2 separate regions of the Homo sapiens genome follow, and region 2 is linked to region 1. A link is a loop called in an ENCODE intact Hi-C map of the cell type or tissue named here. Cell type or tissue: endothelial cell of umbilical vein. All regions are shown on one strand. Each heading gives the region's core, and the rest is flanking DNA. Links, peaks and the distances in the headings are about the cores only.

Evidence for each region. Hi-C counts contacts between places; a loop is a spot of excess contacts. Peaks named below come from ENCODE experiments on the same cell type or tissue, not always from the same donor. Only the 100,000 strongest peaks of a DNase experiment are listed, where the experiment ranks them.
Region 2: a loop joins it to region 1, with 5 times the contacts of the local background. A loop is called at or near these places in 1 of 110 quality-filtered maps.

What each region holds. Positions count from the first base shown.
Region 1 is chr6:152,099,215-152,102,138 of GRCh38, reverse strand. It overlaps ESR1 (estrogen receptor 1), which reads right to left. Exons shown (of 8, transcript NM_000125.4): 8 at 1-2,924. Among named protein-coding and RNA genes, the nearest start is that of SYNE1-AS1, 280 kb to the left of the region's middle. In endothelial cell of umbilical vein, for the core only: no CTCF peak of the experiment used is centred there; a DNase peak (open chromatin) is centred at 1,618; H3K27ac peaks cover 1,055 bases.
Region 2 is chr6:152,460,466-152,463,389 of GRCh38, reverse strand. It overlaps SYNE1 (spectrin repeat containing nuclear envelope protein 1), which reads left to right. Exons shown (of 146, transcript NM_182961.4): 19 at 1-37; 20 at 500-652; 21 at 1,650-1,793. Among named protein-coding and RNA genes, the nearest start is that of SYNE1-AS2, 60 kb to the right of the region's middle. In endothelial cell of umbilical vein, for the core only: no CTCF peak of the experiment used is centred there; a DNase peak (open chromatin) is centred at 1,659; H3K27ac peaks cover 935 bases.

The DNA of each region.
Region 1 (2,924 bases), core at 178-2,677:
GCAAGGTTACTAGGGAAATCAAATCAAAGACTGCACTTCCTTAGGGGTTAGATTTTGCAACCTACATTGATAGGGTCTTCTCTTTGGATGACCTAGCCTCTCATAATTGCTGCATGATGGCATTATAGAATCATTACGGCAAGCTAGGCAATGGCGAAAAGAAACACAGACCACTAGCTATTCCATGGACTTTACTGCTGATGTTGTTCTTTCTTCTCTAGAACTGAAGCTGCCATTTTAGAAATGGCTGTAAATGGAGCTAGTTGATTTGTGGTCTCCAGGGCAGAAGTGGACTCTACTGAACCCTGGTGCACACCCAGAATTAACCATTTTCCTCCAAATACTTTCAATACTCTTCTTAATATATTTGCCATTCCCCAGATTCCTGAATCCACTTCCCCACCATACCTGAGCCCCCCAGATAAATCACATCTTTTACATTTTAACTTGCCTCAGAGTGGGGGAAAGCAGAGGCAAGAGTTTTTTTTTAAATCATGTTCCTACACCCAATACCAACATCAGCCAGAAAATATCTGCTGTCCATTAGTGGCACTTCAAGTAAAAATACAAAGAGATTTCCAAAGTTGCTGGAGACCCCTGGGCGAACATTTCAATCATCTGATGTTCTCTGCCCACTTCAAATGTAGTAGTATCTTAACATGAATAGAAACACATTGGATGAATAATGTAAAACCTTCCACTGTATAATTGTTTGGCTTTAGCTGGTATTACATCGTCTAGTCCTAGAAATTTTTTTTTGTTTTATTTTAATTTTTTTAAAAGAAAATCTAAGTATAAACATTAAAAAGAACCCACTGACCCATTAGCTACTGTCCAAAAATATTACTACTGATATTTTGGTAAAAGCAAAATTAGCTGCCCTGAATAATTTTCCTTTTCAGGCATAATCTTTGCTACATAAGATTGTCTGTCATTCAGTATCCAACAATAGGCATCTGGATTAGTGCTATTTTGTCTACTGTGGATACAAAAGTTGATATGAAATGTGATCTTCATTTAAATGAATAATCACCAGGCTTTAGGCATAAATGACTGTATACATGACAAGGTAGCTTGAAAAGTATACAAAAAAAAAAAAAAAAACTAAATATTTTTCCTTGGTTTTTGCATGTTAACCCAGTCAAATTAAATCCAGAACAGAATTACTACATTCAATTGTCTGATAAACAAGCAATGTAATTTCAAAAAAATATATATTATACTATATAAGGTGCTTCTTAAACAAACTAAGGTGCTTCTTAAACAAACAGCAACAAAAGAATTATGTTCTTAAACATATCCTTAACACAGATACATAAAATTGTCCCCAAATTTAAGTGCACATAAAAACTTTTTTTTTTTTTTTGCCCTCCCAGATTCTCAGTCCTTTGGTGATCACTTAACTGGACAATCAGAAATGAATGAAATCCACTTTTCCAAACAAGACATACCAAGAGAAGCCCGAGCAGCTCACCTGGGTCATTGGCTAACACAGACATCACCTCTCAATAGGGTTTCAATTACAGACAATAAGGTCACCCAGAGGAAATCAAACATTCTTTTTTGTTAAGAAAAAGGAAGTAACCCATAATTGTGCTAGAGAAGCAAAGGCCCAGGGAAGGCTGCCCTGTGGCTGGAATGAGCCTTTCTTTTTTAGCCTATAGGTCAAAGGAAATTGAAGGAAATGAGCTGGCAGGAGTGGAGGCGGTAGGGAACGGGGCGGGGGAGGAAGGGGGAGGATTTTCTTCCCCAAACCAAACCCTGATTTTGGATTATCTCTAAACCACCAAGGGCATACGTAATCTGACCAGGCCCCAGTCAGCCTGAGTAGTGACAGCAACGGTCCCCACCCTTCTCCCGTGCCCCAGGGTGCTGGGCCAATTGTAGGAACACAGCTGTCTACAGCAGCTGTGACAGCTGCTTCTTCCAACCAGGGCCACGCTGGGAAATGAAGAAGAGCTGGACTACCCCAGGGATCCCAGGGCACCCCCAAAGGGCAATGCGGGGTCTGCAAGGAATGTTCCTAGGTAGCTGCAGCCTGTGGCAGGGCCACCCTGAGCAAGTCTGGCTGTGCCTCAGAACTGTATCCAGTTTCTGCCCTACTTTCCCTCTTGTTCTCTAGTAGCCACAACAATCCTGCACAAGTACTGTTCAGCTCCATGCCCCAGGGCTAAATGCAACACCAGGGCCCCTGCTCCTTTCAACTACCATTTACCCTCATCATGCATCACCACAGTGAACAGTTCACCCCTGTGTAAGGCACACACACGCCGGGAAGATCCAAGTACAGTGCCCACTGGAACAGGTCCTGAAGCTGACCTTACTGCAAGTTCAGGGAGGGAGGGCTTTCTTTTGTAACACAAAAATAAAAACAAAAATCAGGAACTTATCCCTCATATAGGGAGACTTAACTAAGATCAACTTGCTGCTCTCCATAGGTCCATGGGAGGCATGAATTAACTGGAACCCATGACCGGAAAGCCAGAGGCAGAGCTTTCAGCACATCTGAATCTGCAGTGTATCAAGTTAAAATAGTCTTGCCAACTAGGGGATCTGCCTTCCCTGTGTGCCCCTTGTATTCCTATAGGGGGAATGAATTGACAATCACCAGATACTCTGCTACAGTCATATAAAAGCTTTAAGGTGTACCACTTTCATAAAAGGATGCATTGCCATAGGAATACAAGAGGGTGCTATAATAAACCCTTGACCTAGCTTTCTCCAAGTCACCAATTAAAGGAGCCACTTTAAATTCTTTGCTGTGGCTTATTCTTAGAGCCATTTAAAAAGTGCTTATCAGAGGCAAAATGTCTACTCTCCAGGCCTGGGTCTCTACAAGTAGCTTAAATGCACAGAGTTATCTGAGCCCCAACCCATAGACTGAGTTCAGCTGTGAAGAGCTACGGGAATCCTCACGCTTAGTA
Region 2 (2,924 bases), core at 321-2,820, 360 kb before region 1:
TGGGCGGTGGAGGGAGTTGTTTATGGAAGTCAAGCAAGTATGTCTTTCAAGTCTATATACACCTCAACGTGTATGTGTTACAAATGTGATAAGTAGTCTGTTTAGAGAGAATGCTATTTTTAGAGCACGGGTTTATTAAGGCAAAGCATAGATATGTTTAAAACCGGTGTGTTTTATGGTTGGTTCTTCATTCTTTTCCATGTATAATGGAGGAATATTACACAAATGCATTAGTTTGATTAAGGATTATGTTGACATATGGAGCCTACTTATATGGAATGATTCTCGTTTCAAATCATATTTCTTCATTTTCATGCTAGTTTCTTTTTTTCTTTCAAACTAATTGGACTTACTTCAAATTTATCTAAAATGAGAATCAAAGATTAGAGTCTTTCTTACCGGATAACAATTCCAGCGAATATGTGAAAGTGAAAGTTGTGGTTCCAGTGGTCGCAGCTAAATGGCTTTCACGATGTTCCCTCCTCCCTTTCCTTAACAGTATGCTCAAGCTGATGAGATGGACAGAATGAAGAAGGAATACACAGACTGTGTTGTTACCCTGTCTGCTTTTGCAACGGAAGCCCATAAGAAACTTTCTGAACCCTTAGAAGTCTCTTTTATGAATGTCAAGCTATTAATTCAAGACTTGGAGGTGAGGGGTTTCTGAATCAAAATGAAAAGCCTACTCTGTTGTGAGAGGAAAGATCAGCAAGTTTATTCAGATCATTGCAAAAGCTGTTTCTGTGTCTCCTGGGCATCATTTTGACATGTCTGTATGTCCCAATTTGCACCTGTCAGAAAAAAATGTATTGAACATAAAAAAGACATGACTTGATCATATAAAGTAACTTCAAATTGTTTCTCAGTTTGGAGATTTTTTTTTTCTACAACCAAGTTAAAAAGTATTAGGAAAAAACAGGAGACATCTATAGATAGCACCCGCACCTAAATACTTTCAATAATAAAGGATTTATTGCATGAACTGTGGTATTTGCATATTTTGAATAGCCTGCAGCTCTCACAAATGAAGTAGTGGAAGAATTTTTAATGACATGGTAAGATTTTGCAATATATTGTTACATGAGAAAAGCAAACAACAGTATCATTCTTTTGTCTTTGTAAAAATTTTAAAATGGGTGTAAACACAGGAAAAAAAAACTTAATGATGTATAGATAAGATGTTGGCTTTGGGTTTTACTGTGGGAGAAGACTATAAGTAATTTAAATTGTCATTATCCTAATATTTCTAATTTATAAGTTTTTATAATGGCAATGAGTTACTTTTTTTTTTTTTAACGAAAACCAGTCTAATTTTTAAAGTCAGAATTCCCCCACATTTTAAATATACATTTACATTTTATTTTATATTTCCATACTACATTAACATGGGATTTGTTTTGGAAAGTACAAAGATCATTTCAGCTAATCTTGATGTTTTGGTCACTTTTAAAGGAAAATTTTATTAACTATATAATATTACCAATATTTATTAGTAATGAAGGGAAGCAAAAACTGGAATCGTCGAAAGTTTAGTGTAAGTATTGGATTTTATACAGTGCATATTGATTTTTGTTCTGCCTTCTGTGGAATCCGGAAGTTAAGAGGAAATGTGTCATGTATGAATCTGGCTGTTTCAATGATTCATGCAGGATATTGAGCAGAGGGTGCCTGTGATGGATGCCCAATACAAGATAATTACAAAGACAGCACACCTCATTACCAAAGAAAGCCCCCAAGAAGAAGGAAAAGAAATGTTTGCGACCATGTCAAAGCTCAAAGAGCAGCTAACCAAGGTGCGAAAATAATTTAATGCACAATAGGCTGTGTGACACCAACAGTGCCTTCAGCTTGCTTGCTACCTCCTTCTCCCCATGGGCAAAGTGTTTACTTGTTAACGATGCTTTTGTTTCTAATTGGGATTCTCAATTTAGTAACTTTGTCATGAATTAAAAAAAATAAAACTATGATGCTGATACCAAGTATTACCTCTGTTAATTTAGAAGTATTATAGCTATATTTTAATAGAAAGTTAGATACTTTTGGGGAACGGTTACATGTGATAAAACCAAGAGAGGGAAAGAGAGATAAAGAGAAAAAGGAGATGAGGAGGAGGAAGAAGAGGGGATCATAAATTTAAATGAGAATTGGTTAAGATTTGTTTGATATATCTCCACTCCAAACTTATTTGTGCAATTTTCTGCAAGCATAGCCACAAAGCTGTGGAAATTCTGACCTCCTCATCTCATGGAGCTCACTTAGGCTTAGAATATATACATTTAGGCCAGGTGCAGTGGCTCACGCCTATAATCCAGCACTTTGGGAGGCCGAGGCGAGCAGATCACAAGGTCAGGAGTTCGAGACCAGCCTGACCAACATGATGAAACATCGTCTCTACTTAAAAATACAAAAATTAGCCAGGCATGGTGTCGTGCACCTATAATCCCAGCTACTCAGGAGCCTGAGGCAGGAGAATCACTTGAACCCGGGAGGCAGAGGTTGCAGTGAGCCCAGATCGCGCCATTTCACTCCAGCCTAGGTGACAGGGCGAGACTCTTTGTCTCAAAAAAAAAAAAAAAAAAAAAAAAAAAAAGATTATATACATTTATACCTTTTCTGTACAGGGAACTAGATGGATGTAAGCACTAGTCATAAGCATTTTCTAGTCTATTCAGTGATTTTCCTTAAGAGCTTTGGAAGTTCCATTGGGATTTGTTATCTATCCAAATATGAATTTTAGGAAGATGGTATTGTTTGCAAAATCCACCTAGATTGGGTAATTAATTTCTAGTAAAAGAGAGAAGTGATTATAATAAATGAATGGAAATATTTTAAAATGAAGAATGGGAAAACAAAGTAGAAACAAAGTAGAAGACCCTGTTAAATAGGAAAGAAAGGTAGAAAGGAAGAGAATAACCTCTGTGACA